Regions from separate parts of the Homo sapiens genome. Here region 2 is linked to region 1. Evidence: chromatin loops called from intact Hi-C (ENCODE). Cell type or tissue: heart left ventricle. All regions are shown on one strand. Each heading gives the region's core, and the rest is flanking DNA. Links, peaks and the distances in the headings are about the cores only. Region 1 holds the start of LOC124905116 (a long non-coding RNA gene). Region 2 overlaps LOC105373030 (a long non-coding RNA gene).

Region 1 (8,022 bases), core at 948-5,947:
TTTCCATGACAAATGTATTTAAACAGAGATGGGGTCTCACTGTGTTGCCCAGGCTAGTCTCGAACTCTTGTGCTCAGGCCATCTGCCTGCCTCAGCCTTCCAAATGCTGGGATTACAGGCATAAGCCACTATGGCCAGCCTCTTTTCTGTGATAAAAATCTGTCACTTCAGTGGTCAAGACCCTTCTATGGCTCCCTATGCCCCCTACTTTCCCTACTTTTCCTCCCAGGGAAAGGCAGTCCTTTTTTTTTTGAGACAGAGTCTCGCTCTGTGGCCCAGGCTGGGGTGCAGTGGCACAATCTCTGCTCACTGCAATCTCTGCCTCCCTGGTTCAGGCGATTCTCATGCCTCAGCCTCCCAAGTAGCTGGGATTACAGGCGCCCGCCACCACGCCAGGCTAATTTTTGTATTCTTAGTAGAGATGGGGTTTCACCATGTTGGCCAGGCTGGTCTCGAACTCCTGACCTCAGATGATTTGCCTGCCTCAGCCTCCCAAAGTGCGGGGATTACAGGCGTGAACCACCGCGCCCAGCCAAGGCAGTCCTTTGAGACCCCAAACGCAGTCCAAAGACCAGCAGCATTGCTACCGCTTGTTGGGAATGCAGAATCTCAGCCCCTCCCCAGGCATTCCCGGGTGAATCAGACTCCGATGTGCACACGAATCCCCTGGGGATCGTGTTTAACTGTAAAGTTCCAAAGGCACTCATCTAAACAGCACTGTGAGGAAGCAGTGGCCTCATTCTCATTTCACACATGGGGAAAGCGAGGCAGGGAGGCTAAATAACTTGCTTGAGGTCACACAGACACCAAGCAGTCCTGTAGCCCAGATTCCAACACACGGTCTACCATGAAATCATTCCCTTACACTGTGGGTTGCCATGGCAGGTGATGAGCACCCTGTCGCGAGAGGTGGGTGAGCGGCCGGTGGACGCTCATTTGTCAGAGACTCAGCAGCAGGCCCTCCTGCCCTGGCAGGGAGGTGGTGACCCCAATAGCCGTCAAGTACTGAGCATCTGGGTGCCAGGCATGGGTCAGGCCTGTTACTCAGGTTCTTTCCATCAACAGGCACGTGGTTCAGCGGCCTTCAGAGCCTCGCTTTGCAGGGGATGAACCTCGAGGTCCAGGGAGGTGAGGTGCCTAGACCAGGTCCCTCTGGGAGGAGGAGCCAGGCGCTCATCCCTGAGCTGCGGCAGGTTCCGAATGGCCCTTCTGTTCCCCGCTCCCCTCCAACCCTGCCCAGATGCCTCCTCCTCAGCCGGTGCCCAGAGAAGGCGGAGGCTATTTAAATCCCTCAGGTGTGGCTGCGGTTGTCTCTGCCCAACCAGCTGGCATTTCCTTCTCAGCGCCCACCTCCTCCCCAAGCCAGAGAAAAGCACGTGCAAGTGCCATTTGGTGAAAACATCTGTCCTCCTGGGAAGCAGCCCCCACTGTGTGTGTTGGGGGGGACGTGGGGCTGGAATGAGGCTGGATCCTCCCCTTCCCTTTATTTCCTCAAGACCACAGGGAAACTGGCCAAGGCCAGGGAGAGTCTGAGGAGGGACCGTGGTGCTGGAGGGGAAGGAACCCAAGCTGAATGGCTCCAGGGGCTAGACCTTGTCCCAGGCCTGCCACTGTGGCCTTGAGCCTGCCACGTCCCCTCTCTGGGCCTCAGCTTTCTCATCTGATAAATGGGAAAAATAAAGACAGATGTAGGCCAGTCACGGTGGTTCACACCTGTAATCCCAGCACTTTGGGAGGCAGAGGCAGGGGGATCACTTGAGGCCAGGAGTACAAGACCAGTCAAGGCAACACAGCAAGACTTGTCTCTACAAAAAATTAAGAAAACAGAAAATAAAAAAAAGATTAGCCGGGCATGGTGACAAACCTGTGGCTCCAGCTACTTGAGACGCTGAAGCAGGAGGATCGCTTGAGCCCAGGAGTTGAACGCGGCAGTGAGCTATGATTACATCACTGTATTCCAAACTAAGTGACAGAGTGAGACCTTGTCTCAAAAAGAAAAAACTAAAAAGAGGCCAGGCGCAGTGGCTCATGCCTGTAACCTCAGCACTTTGGGAGGCCAGGTGGGCAAATCTCTTGAGCCCAGGAGTTTGAGACAAACCTGGGCGACCTGGTGAAACTCTATTGCTACAAAAAAAAAAAAAAAAAAAAGACAAAAATTATGGCCAGGCACAGTGGCTCACGCCTGTAATCTCAGCACTTTGGGAGGCTGAGGTGGGCGGATCACCTGAGGTCAGGAGTTCGAGACCAGCCTGACCAATATGGTGAAACCCCGTCTCTACTAAAAATACAAAGATTAGCCGGATTAGTGGCGAGCGCCTGTAATCCAAGCTACTTGGGAGGCTGAGGCAGGAGAATCGCTTGAACCCAGGAGGCAGAGGTTGCAGTGAGCCAACACCAGGCCACTGCACTCCAGCCTGGGTGACAGAGTGAGACTCCGTCTCAAAAAAAAAAAAAAAAAAAACACACACACAAATTAGCCAGGCGTGGTAGCACGTGCCTATAGTTACAGCTTCTTGAGAGGCTGAGTTGGGAGGATCACCTGAGCCTGGGAGGTCAAGGTTGCAGTGAACTGAGATTGCGCTACTCTACTTGAAACTGGGCGTGGGTGACAGTGAGACCCTGTCTCAAAAAGAAATGAAGTATTGCAGGTGCTTAGCCATTGCTCTTTGCATCCAGTTTTCCTGATGTCCCTATGAAATGGATACTATGTCCTTATTTTACAGATGAGGAAATCGGGGCTCAAATTTGTCTCTTGCTCCCCAAGGTCAGTCACATGGCTCTCCTCTCCCCAAAGTCCTAAGGCTCTGTCCACAGTAATTAGCCCCACCTCTTTTGTGCCCACTAGGCTCCCAGGTGGAGACTTTCAAAGCTCCCCATGGAGAAAAGGGGAAACCCTTTACTCACGGAAAACATTTGGCTCTAGCCCCTGCCAGCACTCTGGCCACCTGCATGGTCATTCACGATCTGTCCCTGCTGCTGGGTGGATTCCAGCAAGTCCCTCACGTCTCTGAGCCTCAATTTCCCAACACTCAAAAATGTGCCTGCTGCAGGGGAAAGCAAAGAGGGAAATTTCCTTTAGCTCAAAGGGCAAGGACTGTTTTCTTCTCACTTAACAAAGCAAATTCTACGTTCAAAGTCAGATTTATGGAAGAGAGAATGGGGGACTTGCTCAATTATTTTTTAAAAATAGGTATATATAATCTCTCTCGCTCGCTCTCTTTTTCTGGTCCTAGCCCTTTCTTATATTTCACCACTGTTTGGAATATCCTGCAAACTGCCTCCAATTCTGTGTGGAAGGAAATAGGGGTGTAAAGTGAAAATCACTCCACTTAATTGGCTGTCTCTCACCGGGCAGGGGCCTGGAAGGAAAGCTATGTCCCGGGCTTCCGGGGCTCCCTAGAGCTTCCTCTAGGCCGCCAAGTCTTCCTCTGGCCTAGGCGAGTGGACGCTCCCCCGTGGAAGGAATGACCTCTTCCCAGGCAGCCCCTGAGGTCCCGCCCGCCCGGAGGCGCGGACGAGTCCATTTCCTAACCGAGTGCGGGGTGGGCCCAGCCTTCCTCTCCCTGCGGTTCCACCCCAGGTGTTCGGGAAGCTCTTTCCCCAGCTCAATATATTTTGAGTGACAGGAGGCAGGGGCAGCGGGCCGCATTTTACTGACACACCAAGGTTATAAACACCAAGGTTCAAAACCTCTCTTCCCGTTTTAGTTACAAACACATTTACTGAAGACCAGCTGGGCACCAGGCGCCTTGAGGGTTGAACTTAGGTGCAGCCTCCAGGGGCCTTTCTGGTGCTGTGGGAGGTGGGTGCCTGTGCACGGACTGGACCGCACAGAGGAAAAATGGCAATCACTGTCTGTTGGAGGGAGTCCCTGGGAGGACTGCTCTTAAAGAAGGCTTTAGGGCAAATGATGCTCTAGTGGGCTTTGGAGGGTGTGTAGGAGCTTGCCTCGGAGACAAAACCTTGGGGAAGAGAAGAGAGTCCCCAGTAGAAGGTACTAATTGCACAAAGGCGAGGAGATAAGACGTGGCCTGCCCCCCCGCCCCTCAGTGCCTTTTACTTGTACCATTCATTATTATTTATTATTATTATTATTTTCAGACGGAGTCTCACTCTCTCACCCAGGCTGGAGTGCAGTGGTGCGATCTCAGTTTACTGCAACCTCCACCTCCCGGGTTCAAGCGATTCTCCTGCCTCAGCCTCCGGAGTAGCTGGGATTACAGGCGCCTGCCACCACGCCCGGCTAATTTTTGGATTTTTAGTAGAGACAGGGTTTCACCATGTTGGTCAGGCGGGTCTCTTAAGTCCTTACATCAGGTGATCCACCTGCCTCGGCCTCCCAAAGTGCTGGGATTACAGGCGTGAGCCACCGCGCCCGGCCTGTAGAGGCCAAGGAAGGGAAGAAGGAAAAGATGAGCATTAAGGTTAGACAGATGAGTTAGGCCCTCAAACTCCACCACCTAAGAGCTATCTGAATTTAGACTAGCTAATCTCTCCAAGTTATAGTGTTCACATCATTAACCTGGGTATAAACCAAGTACCGACCTCATACAATAGTTATCCGGGTTAAAGTTAGCTAAATATCTAAAGCGATTTGCAAGATATAAACCACGCAATGCACGTCACCTCAGCTCCTTGCTTCCCTTCACAGGCAACTGAGGCCCAAAGAGGGTCTGCCAGAGCAGAGAGGGGCAAAAACAGACAACTCCAGGGTTTCAGATGGTGACCTCTCCCTCACTGGTTTATTCCTGAAGATGTGAGACTTCTAGGGCCTGGAAGTCTTCTGTGTCTTGATCATGGTGGTGGTAACACGAGTTTTATGAGTATGTCTGAAAAATTAATCGAGCTGTACCTTTTTTTTTCTTTTTAAGAGACAGGGTCTCGCCTTGTTGCTCAGGCTGGAGGAGGAGTGCAGTGACAGGAATGATAGCTCACTGCAGCCTCGAACTCCTGGGCTCAAGCCATTCTCCCGGCTCGGCCTCCCGAGTAGCTGGGACTACAGGTGCACGCCATTACACTGTTATTTTTTTCTAAAAGACAGGGTCTCGCTATGTTGCCCAGGCTGGTCTCGAACTCCTGGGCTCAAGTGAGCCTCCCGCCTCGGCCTCCCAAAGTGCTGGATTACAGGCGTGCGCCACCGCGCCCCGCAGAGCTGTACTTTTAAGATGTTCGCTGTACTATTTGTAAGTTACACCTCAATTAAAAAGAAAAGCATAATAACCCGGGCCGCGACGCCCCCACCCCTCGCCGCTGGCGACAGGTGTCTCTCGGTGACCAAAACGCGGCTCTCAGCGCGCGGAGTCGTGCGCCTCGCGGAGGCCCTGGCGAGGTTCCTACGGCAACCGCAAGCCGCTCGCAGCGTCTCCAGAGTGACGAGGCGCGAACGAAGACCCGGAGCCCGGATTCAGGAGTCACAGAGCGAGGCTGGAGAGAGACCGCGGCTGGCCAAACGAGGAGGGGAGAGGCTGGGCCACCCTTCGTCCTTGCGCTGGCATTCCGAGGACTTCCGGCAAACACCACTCCCCAGCCCTGACGGTGGCCACAAGCCGCTGCTTGAAAACACCCCTGGGGATTCATTCTCAGCTTTCCAGGTGGGAAGATGGAGGGCCTGGCTGCCCCCCCAGTAACTCGGGGCTCATCAGGGGCAGAGCTAGGCCCTGCACCCGGTGGCCTCCTTCCAAGTTCGTGCAGTGCAGCCAAGTGCCAGGCACTGGGGCTGGGTGCTGGCACCCCCTTGGGTTATGGGTCCAGCTCTGCTAGTAACTTACTGTGTGGTCGTGGAGTTCTCTCTCCTCTCTGAGACTCAGACATGGGGACACCTCCACCAGTATCTCAGAGTAGCTGTTACCAAGCGTGTGAAATAATGGAGTGTGAAAGCGGCTCACCAACTGGAACGTGCCTTGCGCATGCCACAGACCATCACAGTTGCCACCCAATTGCCATCTTGTCCTCTTTATCGCCCCAGCCCCTGGGGCTCAGAAATCTCTGTGCCCAGAAGTTTCAAGTCTGCGGGTGAGAGTCTACTCCACTTTCCCCTTCGAGAAGTGGGTCCAGGGCAGCTCTCCTGAGCACCAGTCATCATCTAGTCCCCAGACTTAAAGGGGTTCAGAGAGACACAACCCTTCATCCACCTGCCTGCCACCTCCTCCTTACCCTCTGCCCTGTGGTTGTAGAAGTTCCCCACTAAGTAAGGATTTCTGGAAACCCTAAGACACAGCACCCCAGACAGAGTCTACTGGGTAACACAACTGATTGCCCTTTAGATGCCACAGGCTGGGCATGTGTTTGGACAGTTGTGTGTATCTGTGAATATGTGTGTCCATGTGCTGTGAGGGTATATGTACACTGGTGTGTGTGTGTGTCCGTGTGCCTGGCATGCATATATTGGTGTACGTGTGTATTTGGGATGGGTGTGTGAATATGTGGATATAAAAGCATGTCTTTGCGGCTCCATGGTGTGTGTGTGCAGGTGGATGTTGTGTAGTTGTGGCAGACGTTTACCCGTGCATCTGATGCAGCTTTGCTGATGTGTGTGTACCCCTCGGTGGGCATGCGTGGGACTGTATTTGTGGTGTGTACAGTGGATGTGGAGAACTGTGATAACCTGTAATTGTGTATGTGTGGGAGTGTGCTGGGGGGTCTTGGGTGCGGGGGTTCTGCTCCCCCCTCTCCTATCACCTGAGTGACCTTCTTCCCTAGCTGAGGACTGTGACTGAGATCACAGGCATGCATGGGACAGCTCCTGCCCTTCCACAGACCTGTGGCTGCCCAGGTCTTGGGCCAGGGTGGGCACCAGGGGCCAGGGTGGGTGGGTGAGCCTAGGGCGAACACTCATGTGCCACCCCCTCCCTGCCTGGTCTCCTCCCCTCCCCACAGCAGGAGCAGCAGCGGGAAAGGTTGGCGGAGGGGGGCTATTTTGGGAGCGTCTCCTTAGCAACAGCTGCCACGGCCGTCTGTGGCGGTTTTTCTATAGGTGCTAAAATATTCCACCCTGGTGACTACTGAGTGCTGGGGGGTGGGCGAGGGTGGAGGTGGAGGGCAGGAGAGACCCCTACAGTCCTCTGTCCCCAGGGCACAGCCTGCTGGGATGGGTTCTGGGCCTCTGGCCCCCCAGTGTCCCTTTAATCACCTCTGGACCTCACCCCCTGGAAGCTCCTGGGACTTTAGAGCTCCGAGGCAGGCCAGCTGTGTCCTGATCTGATTTCTAATCTAAGTATCTGGGCTACCTCAGTTTGCCTCATCTGCAGAATGGGCTGGCTGGACCTTTTTTTTTTTTTTTTTTTTTTTTTTTGAGATGGAGTCTTGCTCTGTAGCCCAGGCTGGAGTGCAGTGGCGCGATCTCAGCTCACTGCAACCTCTGCCTCCCGGGTTCAAGTGATTCTCCTGCCTTCGCCTCCCGAGTAGCTTGGATTACAGATGCGCACCACAGTGCCTGGCTAATTTTTGTATTTTTAGTAGAGTCGAGGTTTCACCATGTTAGCCAGGCTGGCCTCAAACACCTGACCTCAAGTGATCTGCCCGCCTCGGCCTCACAAAGTGCTGGGATTACAGGCGTGAGCCACCGCGCCCGGCCCTGGCTGAACTTTAAGACACTCTCTAGGACAAAAACCTCTGGCCTCTGTGACTCTAGCATTTTGAAGTGGCCTTTTCCGTCTCCTCCCCAGCTGTCCACCTGCCTGGCCCAAGTTGCCCTCCCTTCCACTCCTCTCAGCCCTCTACACAGGCTCTCAGGGCCCCTGTAGGACCCAGGAGGTGTGAGCAGGACCCCACAGTAAATCGGTTAGTGAGTGCTCTGCTAGCCTGGAATGACCTTTCCCCAGAAAGTGGAAGTTGAGCCTGGTTCAAATCCTGGCCCAGACAGTTGCTTACTGCCTGACCCCAGACAAGCCACTTCCCCTCTCTGTGTGTCAGTTCAGAGTCCTCACCTGTGAGGTAAAGACAGGCATAGCCCGTACCCCACGGAGATCTTGTGAGGATCAAAGGAGAGAATGGAGAATGGAGATGGCCAGGACGTTTTACCAA
Region 2 (11,144 bases), core at 3,046-8,045, 50 kb after region 1:
CGAGGGAGGCAGAAGAGAACGCAAAACAGATCAAGCGGAGCTCCAGCAGAGGAGGCACCGGCTTGTGGGTCCGGAGACACCACACTGAGTCACAGGTGGACAGCAACAGGTGTCGGGGCACAGACGGAGGGGAAGTGACAGCCTCCCACCCACTACAAGGACTGGCATGTCTGTGGGGAAGCAGCTGGGTGCTCAGGGACCCCAGGATGGCAAAACCCTAGGCCCGCATGCAGCCAGGCAGAGAGGAAGGTGGGCATTAGAGAAAAGGAGCTAGGGCCAAAGAAGGGATGGCCCCGGGAGAAGGCCGGGGGCGCTGAGCGGTGCGGGAGCTGCACGGAAAAGCCAGAGGAGGCTAAGGAGATACAGAGACCAAGACAGCCCAGCAACTACAGCAGCGGCTGGAACCCAAATCGGGGAGATGAAGGCCAGGCACGGTGGCTCACACCTGTAATCCCAGCACTTTGGGAGGCCGAGGTGGGTGGATCACCTGAGGTCAGGAGTTTGAAACCAGCCTGGCCAACATGGTGAAACCCCGTCTGTACTAAAAATACAAAAAATTAGCCAGGTGTGGTGGCTATAATTCCAGCTACTTGGGAGGCTAAGGCAGAAGAATTGCTTGAACCTGGGAGGCAGAGGTTGCAGTGAGCCAAGATGGCACCACTGCACTCCAGCCTGGGCAACACAGTGAGACTCCATCTCAAAAAAAAAAAAAAAAAAAAAAAGGAGATGAAGAAAACCCAGAGGCTGGAGGGGACAGAGAAGCCCCGCTGCGTGCGTGTTGGGGGCAAAGGACAGGCCTGTTGCCAATGCCAGTTCCGCTTGGCAGCTGTGTGCCCCAAGCCTCCTATCTTCTTCTCTGCAGATGGGGACCCCGATGTCTGCCCTGTGGGCTGGAGCAGGCGGCGACTCTGTCCTGGCTGTGAGATCTCCTCCACCGCCCCTGACTCCTACCCTGTCAGGCCCACCCCCAGTCTCTTATCACCGCTGGAGGGGAATCTGAGCAATCCCCTACGGTAAGGGTCACAGTGAATGGTGCACTTTCCAGGTGATGGAGCCCCTTACTCTCTGATTTCCCATTTGACACCCCCCATCTGCCCTGTGAGGGGGGTTCTGTGATTCCCCCATTGTACAGATGAGGAGGCTCTGAGGGGTGACACGTCTTGCCCAAGGCTTTCTGGCCTTAAGGTTGAAGACTCTTCAGCCTCTGTACCCTGGCAGAGGTTGGCGGGGAGGCGAGTGAGGCTGAAGGGGGGTGCATGGCATGGGTGGGGCCGTACTGGGGGCTGGGCCAGGTGAGCAGGTGAGGACGACACACTAATGACCTGGGACCTTTTCCTGTAGGCAGTGGGGAGCTCTGGGCAGGCTGGGAGCAGAGGAGTGGGTGACGGAGGTGGCATTCAGGAGCTGCACGTGGCAGCTGAGTGGCCTGGAGCAGGGGCTGGGCAGGGATGGGAAGCCAGCAGGCCCGGGTGGGCAGAGTGGCAGCCTGGACGGGGCCAGCCTTCTCGCAGCCTCTGCCAGTCTCCAGGTGTCTGGGGCTGCTGTGGGACATTGAATGGGGCAGCAGGAATAGGGGGGCCACTTTTGGGGTTCCAAAACCAGTCAGGGAGGACCTGGGAAGCTGCCAGAGGCACCTCAGTGGGCAGGAGAGCGCGAGACAATGGAATGACTGGGAAATGGCAGGTGAGAGGAGGGAGGATATGGGCAATTGAGCATGGGGACGGCAAAGGTGGGGCCGTGGAGAGGATGGGCCAGGCTATTCACAGCCCAGTCACTGCAGGGAAGGACTGGGTGCGGAGGGGGCCGCAAATGGCCTTGCCACCTCCTGGCAGCCAAAGACCAGCTTGGGGTCAGGGGGGTAATGAAATCAGACTTCGACTTTGTGGCATCATGAAGGTGGCGGCAGAAGGGTGGGGCCTGGAGCCCGCAGCCTGGGTGAGGGGCCCAACCATGACCTCCCTCTCGGGTGGTCCTGGGCCCAGGGACTTCCTGGCCCTGGGCTTCAACTATAAAAAAGAGGCCATAACAACAGTCCCTCTCTCACAGGGGTGACAACCTGCAACTACATGGCATCGTGCACGTGGATCCACTGCAGCATGGAGCGGGGTCTGCATCAGGAAAGACACTCCTCCTCTTCCCCCGGCCGCAGGTGGGCCTCACTGAGAGACCTGGAGAATGGGTTTGCTGGGGAAGGCAGGCTTCGAAAGCCCCGGGTCATTGCAGCTGCCTCCCAGCCCAGCTCTCTGCCAGCCTCCCCGTGGGACATGTTATAAACATCAGAGTTGGATGGGCCTTGGCCAGGCACGGTGGCTCACTCACGCCTGTAATCCCAGCACTTTGGGCCACCGAGGCGGGTGAATCACCTTAGGTCAGGAGTTTGAGACCAGCCTGGCCAACATGGTGAAATCCTGTCTCTACTAAAAATACAAAAATTAGCTGGGCATGGTGGTGGGCGCCTGTAATCCCAGCTACTTGGGAGGCTGAGGCAAGAGAATCGCTTGAGCCTGGGAGGCAGAGGTTGCAGTGAGCCAAGATCGCGCTACTGCACTCCAGCCTGGGTGACAGAGCGAGCGGCCCCATCTCAAAAAAAAAAAAAAAAAGAAAAGTTGGATGGGTCTTTTGGGACTGTGGCCCGATCTCCTGGAAGTACGGATGGGGACACTGAGGCCCAGACAGGAAAGGGGTTTGCCTGCGTTTGGGCAGTAACTCAGACGCTCACCTGAGGCTGGAGCTTCCCAGGCCTGCCTTCTTGGCTTCAGGCCTGTCTGTGAGAAGGGGCGAGGCTGCAGCCTCCTGTGGGGCGGGACACAGGGCCTCACTGAGCCATCGCGCGTGCAGAGGGCCAGGCACCCGGCAGGTGGTCAGGAAACAGCTGCTCCTTCTGCCTGTGGAGGTCCCGCTCACGCCCACTGCTGGGGTTGGGATTACATCTCAGGCGTCATCCAGACCTGGCCAAATCCTGGCTCTGCCCCTTGCTACTGATTGACCTTGGAGAGGTGACTTGGCCTCTCTGAGCCTCATCTGTAACATGGGGAAGCCCCAGCTCCCACCTCACACCGCTGCCCTGAGGACGGAGGGAGATGATGTCTGTGGGCCAGGCCCCCAGCCCCTCAGCCCCTCAGCAGCCACGGTCCTCTCCCACTCCTTGGCCCGCACCCTCTGCCTCAGGCCGCACCCATAAGGCCCACCCCCTGCCACTCCGGCATAGGGGAGGGCCTGCCCTGGTAGAGGCTGAAGCAACTTCTCACTTCTGGCAGGGAAGTGACTCCAGTTCGCCTCAGGCCCCCAAAATAGAGTCCTATTTTAGCTTCCAGCTCCTCCATGGGGAGGCCCAGAGTGCAGCGGGAGGTGTTCACTGCTGAAACCTGTACCAGCCACTGTCACCCGCCCTCCCGCGCCCTGCCCTGCTCTGCCAGGCACTGCCAAGTGGTGTGCTTGGGCCTCTCCTGCCTCCTGGTAACGTCCCTGTCACCCAAAACCCTCCACCAAACCCCTGGGCTGCCTGTTCCTCCTGGTTGGGTTCCAATTCCAATTCCAATCCAGGGTCTTCATTCCCCCCGACCCATAGGCCCCAAGACCATCGTGCATATCAGAATCTCAGCATTCCCGTTCGCATTATTCAAATTAGGTCACCCGGACCCACGGACCAGTCTGTCCTTCCACAGCCCCATTCCAGGGAAAGCAGAAGTTCTCCCAGGGGCAGGAGGGAGACAGGGCTGCTGAATTAGAACTTGAGCCATAAAATATATTCGTCCAACCCCACAGAACCTTCCCCCCGAGCTACCTATGCCTTCCCGCTCCAGAGGCCTCGCACCTGCAGTGCCCCCAGCCCAGAGCGCCCTTTGTTGTCTCCAGCTGGGACTGGATTGCAGATTGCCTGCGTCCAGTCATGCTCTTACCCCCTCTAGGGACACTAAGGAAGGACGTCCAAGCAGAGGGACAGCATATACAAAGTCCCCTTATAAAAGAGGGGGCTGGGCCGGGCATGGTGGCTTACACCTGTAATCCCATAGCACTTTGGGAGGCTAAGGCAAGCGGATCACCTAAGGTCAGGTGTTTGAGACCAGCCTGGCCTCAAACACTGTCTCTACTAAAAATACAAAACTTAGCTGGGCGTGGTGGCGGGCACCTGTAATCCCAGCTACTCAGAAGGCTGAGGCACAAGAATCACTTGAATCCAAGAGGCAGAGGTTGCAGTGAGCTGAGATTACTCCATTGCACTCCAGCCTGGGCGACAGAATGAGACACCATCTCAAAATAAATAAATTAAATTAAAAAGGGGGCTGCCATCATCGGGCAGGGTGTTTCTGGCTTCCAGAGGAGCTAGGGGGCTTTCAGCCCTTTGCCACATTTTACAGATAAAAAACAAAGGCAGGCCGGGCATGGTGGTTCAGGTTTGTAATCCCAGCACTTTGGGAGGCAGATCACAAGGTCAGGAGATCGAGACCATCCTGTCTAACATGGTGAAACGTTGTCTCTACTAAAAATACAAAAAATTAGCCGGGCGTGGTGGCGGGTGCCTATAGTCCCAGCTACTCGGGAGGTTGAGGCAGGAGAATGGTGTGAACCTGGGAGGCAGAGCCTGCAGTGAGCTGAGATCGCGCCACTGCACTCCAGCCTGGGAGACAGAGCGAGACTCCATCTCAAAAAATAAAAAAGAGAGTGGAGCCAAGCCTTTCTTTCTGGAGGAGGCAAGGGGTTGCGAGGGACCCTCCAATGATCAGACTCTAGATTTGGTGAGTCAATGTGGGGACGGGGTGCAGATGGACGGGAGGGTGGGAGGCAGACTGTGGGCACAGAACTGGGGTTGCGGGCAGGTGGAAAGCTGGAGGTGCTTTGGCTGCATTCCAGAGCACAAGACCATAGTCAGCAGCTCCTCCATTAAAGGGGAAGCCAAGTGGGGCGCAGTGGTGCACACCTGTAGTCCCAGCTACTCAGGAGGCTGAGGTGGAAGGATGGCTTGAGCCAGGAGTTCGAGTCTGATTGCCCCGTGAATAGCCACTGCCCACCAACCTGGACAACATAGTGAGACCCTGTCTCTCTAGAAAAATACAAAATAGAAGGTGAAGACAAGACTCAAGCAAATCTCCCAAGGCCTCCGGGCTCCAGGCTCCCAGCCCCTAGGCCTCCAGGCAGGTTTCCCAACTGCTCTAGGTGCCAGAGTCCCAACATCCAGCCACACTGGCCAGGCTTGAGTCCCATGCCTGTCTTGAAACCACTATTACGGCCAGAGGACCACTCTCACTGGCTAGGCCTGAGCTGTGGGCATGGAGAGGCTTCTGATCTTAATGGGGAGACTGGGGGTCCTGGCTGTGGGCCCTGGCAGCCTTTGGGGAGGGGAGGGAAGGCCAGAGGGTCTGAGAGCCCAGGAGGGGAGGGAGGAAAAAGCCATGGGTGGGGGTGTGTGCAGGAGAAGGTTCATCCGAACCCGTCTAAGCCAAGGTCTGGTCACAAGGCAGCACAGAACCCTGGAATCAGGGTCCCGCTCTGCTGGGCCAGGTAAGGCCACACCAGACCTTGGAGGCCCAGCTACCCCATCTGTCAGATGGGGGCAACAGTCATACCAACCTCACCGGCTGTTAAGAGAGTATAAAGAAGAGTAGGCATTTAGCTCAGCATCGGCAGCTGTTATTTTTATCCTCATCTCTCAAAGTTCGCCTCTCAATCCCAGGCACGCACTGACTCTGGCTCGGCACCAGACAGTTGGCAACGCCCCTTTGCAGCCGGCATCTGCAGGGAGGCACAGGTGTCCCCGTCTACAGGTGGGAGACCAGGCCGAGCAGCCCGAGGTCCCTCAGAGGTCAGAATCAGGACCTCACCCAGAGCCCCCGACTCCAAACCCGGATCCTCCCATGGCCGCAGTGTTGGCCGACTTGAATTAGGGGGGGTTGGTTGGGGGGATGGGCTTCTTCGCCTGTTTTCCCTCCTGTCACAGAAGGACCAGAGTGACCTCATTCTCCCCTCCCCCGGGAAGTGCACCCCAGACAGGGGCTGTTACTAATTATTCTCACTCCTCCGCGGGCCCCTGCGGGCCCCGGGGTCCCTGCTCCACAGCGCCGCCCGGTGGCCGCCTCCGGAGCTGCCGGCTGCTGCAGGCGGACTGGCGTGGCCCCAGCGGAGCCCCCGCACCCGGAGCCCGTCTGGTTCCCCCGGCTTCAGTTCTTGCCCCCACACCCGCCCGCAGGCTTCACTCCTTCCTGCCGCGAGCACCCGGGGGCGCCTGACTCCCCGCACGCGTGTCCCCACGCGCACCACTGCTGCTGCCAGCAGGAGTCACCACGCCCATTTCTCAGGTGTACAGGTCAAGGCTCTGGAGGCGAAGGGACTCCCAAGGTCACGTGGCCAGGACGGGGCGGAAGGACCTTGGGGCAGACAGCCAGGAGTGGGAGGCAGAATTGGAGTCCGGGTATGACTTTGTTCCCTCATTTTGTTTGGAGCACCGGAGTCTGCAAAGTGAGTTTCACAGACACGATCCAGCCCTGCGCTGCTCCCAGCGTGGCCCCCGGGCTACCCGGATCAGCCTCCGGGCTGCGCTGTCCAACACAGTAGCCCCGAGTCACACTGCGCACTTGAAATGTGGCTGGTGTAACTGAGGTGTGCTGTGAATGTAAGATACACACCGGATTTCAAAGACTTTGTAGTAAGAAAGATTGCAGGCCGGGCGTGGTGGCTCACGCCTGTAATCTCAGCACTTTGGGAGGCTGAGGTGGGCGGATCACCTGAGGTCAGGAGTTCGAGACCAGCCTGACCAACATAGTGAAACCCCGTCTCTACTAAAATACAAAAATTAGCCGGGCGCAGTGGCGGGCGCCTGTAATCTCAGCTACTTGGGAGCCTGAGGCAGGAGAATCGCTTGAACCCGGGAGGCGGAGGTTGCAGTGACCCAAGATCGCGCCATTGCACTCCAGCCTGGCAACAGAGCGAGACTGCCTCAAAAAAAAAAAAAAAAAAAGAGAAAGAAAGAAAGATTGCAAACTATCTTTAAATTATCGTTTTTTGTTTTTTGTTTTTTGTTTTAGATGAAGTCTCTCTGTAGCCCAGGCTGGAGTGCAGTGGCGCGATCTCTGCTCACTGCAACCTCGGCCTCCCAGGTTCAAGCCATTCTCCTCCCTCAGCCTCCTGAGTAGCTGGGATTACAGGCACCCACCACCACGCCTGGCTAATTTTTTGTATTTTTAGTAGAGACGAGTTTCACCATGTTGGCCAGGCTAGTCTCCAACTCCTGGCCTCAAGCGATCCTCCTGCCTTGACCTCCCGAAGTGCTGGGATTACAGGCATGAGCCTCCGTGTCTAGCCTTCTTTTTACTTTTTTTTTTTTTTTTTTTTTGAGACGGAGTTTCTCTCTTATTGCCCAGGCTGGAGTGCAATAGCGCTCACTGCAACTTCTGCCTCCCGGGTTCAAGTGATTCTCCTGCTTCAGCCTCCCGAGTAGCTGGGATTACAGGCATGCACCACCACGTCCAGCTAATTTTTGTATTTTTAGTAGAGACAGGGTTTCTCCATGTTGGTCAGGCTGGTCTCGAACTCCCGACCTCAGGTGATCTGCCTGCCTCAGCCTCCCAAAGTGCTGGGATTACAGGCGTGAGCCGAGCCACCATGCCCGGCCTTCTTTTTACTTTTTAATGTAATTGCTGGAAAATTTAAATTGATGTGATGTGGATCATTTTGTGGCTTACATATTGTAGGACAGGGCTAGACTCAATTGGCAAAAGGTGCCCACTCCTGGTCCCCACCTCACACCCCTGACATCCTGTGTGAGATGGGTCCTGGGACCTGCATTTTAATAAGCTCTCTTCAGGATTCTGCAAACTACCAAATCTCAGATTGAAGCTCCAGGAATATGTCGGGCCTGTTCACCGTTATATTTCTCAGGATCTGGCATGGGGCCCAGCACATAGTGGGGTGCTCATTAAATATTTGTCAAGTAAATTGCCTCATCTATACTCATAGTAGGTAAGTAGGGGAGAGAAGACTTTTTTTTTTTTTTTTGAGACTGGGTCTCACTCTGTCACCCAGACCAGAGTGCAGTTGTCCAATCACGGCTCACTGCAGCCTCAACCTCCCTGGGCTCAGATGATCCTCCCACCTCAGCCTCCAGAGTAGCTGGGACTGCAGGCACACACCACCACACACAGTTAATTTTTGTATTTTTTTGTAGAGACAGAGTCTTGCTATGTTGCCCAGGCTGGTCTCAAACTCCCAAGGCTCAAGCAATCCACCTGTCTCGGCCTCCCAAAGTGCTGGGATTACAGACTTGAGCCACCGTGCTTGGCCGAGAAGACATTTTAAAAAATAATAACTGGTCCCTCTCCCTCCCCCTCCCCTTCTCCCCGGTCTCCCTCTGATGCCACCAAAGTTGTGAAAGCCGAGGCTGGACTGTACTGCCGCCATCTCGGCTCACTGCAACCTCCCTGCCTGATTCTCCTGCCTCAGCCTGCAGAGTGCCTGGGATTGCAGGCACGCGCTGCCACACCTGACTGGTTTTTGCATTTTTTGGTGGAGACGGGGTTTCACCGCGTTGGCCGGGCTGGTCTCCAGCTCCTGACCGCGAGTGATCTGCCTGCCTCGGCCTCCCGAGGTGCCGGGATTGCAGACGGAGTCTCGCTCACTCAGTGCTCAATGTTGCCCAGGCTGGAGTGCAGTGGCGTGATCTCGGCTCGCTACAACCTCCACCTCCCAGCCGCCTGCCTTGGCCTCCCAAAGTGCCGAGATTGCAGCCTCTGCCCGGCCGCCACCCCGTCTGGGAAGTGAGGAGCGTCTCTGCCTGGCCGCCCATTGTGTGGGATGTGAGGAGCTCCTCTGCCCCGCTGCCCCGTCTGGGATGTGAGGAGCGCCTCTGCCCGGCCGCGACCCCGTCTGGGAACTGAGGAGTGTCTCTGCCCGACTGCCACCCCATCTGGGAGGTGAGGAGCGTCTCTGCCCGGCAGCCGCCCCGTCCGGGAGGGAGGTGGGGGGTCAGCCCCCGTCCGGCCAGCCGCCCCGTCCGGGAGGGAGGTGGGGGGCGCCTCCGCCCGGCCACTGCCCCGTTTGGGAGGTGAGGGGCGCCTCTGCCCGGCCGCCCCGTCTGGGAAGTGAGGAGCCCCTCTGCCCGGCCGCCACCGCGTCTGGGAGGTGTACCCAACAGCTCATTGAGAACGGGCCATGATGACGATGGCGGTTTTGTCGAATAGAAAAGGGGGAAATGTGGGGAAAAGAAAGAGAGATCAGATTGTTACTGTGTCTGTGTAGAAAGAAGTAGACATGGGAGACTCCATTTTGTTCTGTACTAAGAAAAATTCTTCTGCCTTGGGATGCTGTTGATCTATAACCTTACCCCCAACCCCGTGCTCTCTGAAACATGTGCTGTGTCCACTCAGGGTTAAATGGATTAAGGGCGGTGCACGATGTGCTTTGTTAAACAGATGCTTGAAGGCAGCATGCTCGTTAAGAGTCATCACCACTCCCTAATCTCAAGTACCCAGGGACACAAACACTGCGGAAGGCCAAAGGGTCCTCTGTCTAGGAAAACCAGAGACCCTTGTTCACATGTTTATCTGCTGACCTTCCCTCCACTATTGTCCTATGACCCTGCCAAATCCCCCTCTGCGAGAAACACCCAAGAATGATCAATAAATACTGAAAAAAGAAATAATAATAATAATAATAATAACTGTAGGCCAGGTGCAGTGGCTCAGGCCTGTAATCCCAGTACTTTAGGTTGAGGAGGAGGACTGCTTGAGCTCCAGAGTTTGAGAGCTATATATACACAAGGAAATTAACATATAGTATAATAATAAAATAAAATATATTTTATATACTTATTTTTAAAATCATTAAAATTTTTTATTTTAAAAATTAACATAAAAATTGTAGTTATTGTACACAACATGTTGTTTTGAATTATGTATGCACTGTGGAATGGCTAAATCAAGCTAAGTAATGTAGGTGTCACCACATACTTATTGTTTTATGGTGAGAACACTTAAAATGTACTCTCAGCAATTTTCAAGAATACAATACATTGTTATTAACTGTGGTCACCATGTACAATGGATCTCTTGTACTTATTCCTCCCATCTAACTGAAATTTTGTATCCTTTGACCAACATCTCCCAACACCCCCACTCCCTCTGCCAGCCTCAGCACAACCACCGTTCTCCTCTCTGCTTCTGTGAGTCCAACTTTTTTTTTTGAGACGGAGTTTCGCTCTTGTTACCCAGGCTGGAGTGCAATGGCGCCATCTCGGCTCACTGCAACCTCTGCCTCCCGGGTTCAAGTGATTCTCCCGCCTCAGCCTCCTGAGTAGCTGGGATTACAGGCGTGCACCACCACACCCAGCTAATTTTTTGTATTTTTGGTAGAGACAGGGTTTCTCCATGTTGGTCAGGCTGGTCTCAAACTCCTGACCTCAGGTGATCTGCCTGCCTCGGCCTCCCAAAGTGCTGGGATTACAGGTGAGAGCCACTGTGCCCGGCTGAGTTCAACTTGTTTAGATTCCATAGTTTAAGTGAAATCACGCGTACTTGTCTTTCTGTGCCTGTGTTATTGCGCTTAACATAATGTCCTCTAGGTTCGTTCACGGTGCTGACAGTGACAGGACTGTCTCTTTTTTTAGGCTGAATAGTATTCCATGGTGTATATATACCACATTTCCTTGATCCATTCATCCACCGATGGACATTTTCAGTTGTTTCCACAGCTTGGCTATTGTGAATAAAACTGCAATGAGCATGGGGTGCAGATGTCTTTTTGACATACTGATTTCATTTCCTTTGGATACACACCCAGTAGTGGGATTGCTGGATCATATGGTAGTTCTATTTTTATTTTGTTTTTGAGGAACCTCCATACTGTTTTCCATAATGGCTATACTAATTTACATTCCCACCAACCATATGCAAGGATTCCCTTTTCTTCACGTCCTCTCCAACACTTGTTATATCCAAGATGTATTTCTAAAGATCATTATCTATATAATTTCATTAAACAAAATATTTTATATGAAGGACAAATGACCTGGTTTCCCCAACTAACAAATTGCAAGGAAAATAGAAGAGATAGAGTAGGAACCTATAGATTGAATGAGATTTAAGAGACATTGAGGCCAGGCACGGTGGCTCACGTTTGTAATCCCAGCCCTTTGAAAGGCCGAGGTGAGGGCCGGG

Evidence for each region. Hi-C counts contacts between places; a loop is a spot of excess contacts. Peaks named below come from ENCODE experiments on the same cell type or tissue, not always from the same donor. Only the 100,000 strongest peaks of a DNase experiment are listed, where the experiment ranks them.
Region 2: it touches region 1 in a loop (3-fold over the local background); 17 of 110 quality-filtered maps call a loop at or near these places.

Annotation. Positions count from the first base shown.
Region 1 is chr22:38,459,056-38,467,077 of GRCh38, reverse strand. It overlaps LOC124905116 (a long non-coding RNA gene), which reads left to right and starts at 5,410. Exons shown (of 2, transcript XR_007068096.1): 1 at 5,410-5,591. RefSeq lists enhancers at 1,173-1,674, 3,101-3,600, 5,171-5,671. In heart left ventricle, for the core only: a CTCF peak has its summit at 3,460; DNase peaks (open chromatin) are centred at 967, 3,487 and 5,377; H3K4me3 peaks cover 1,402 bases; H3K27ac peaks cover 1,584 bases.
Region 2 is chr22:38,407,885-38,419,028 of GRCh38, reverse strand. It overlaps LOC105373030 (a long non-coding RNA gene), which reads left to right. Exons shown (of 5, transcript XR_938254.4): 3 at 863-1,013; 4 at 2,047-2,149; 5 at 8,631-8,673. Among named protein-coding and RNA genes, the nearest start is that of TPTEP2-CSNK1E, 15 kb to the right of the region's middle. RefSeq lists an enhancer at 974-1,473 and a silencer at 5,973-6,172. In heart left ventricle, for the core only: CTCF peaks have their summits at 3,867 and 6,060 (motif pointing left); DNase peaks (open chromatin) are centred at 3,388, 5,713 and 6,148; H3K4me3 peaks cover 727 bases; H3K27ac peaks cover 2,121 bases.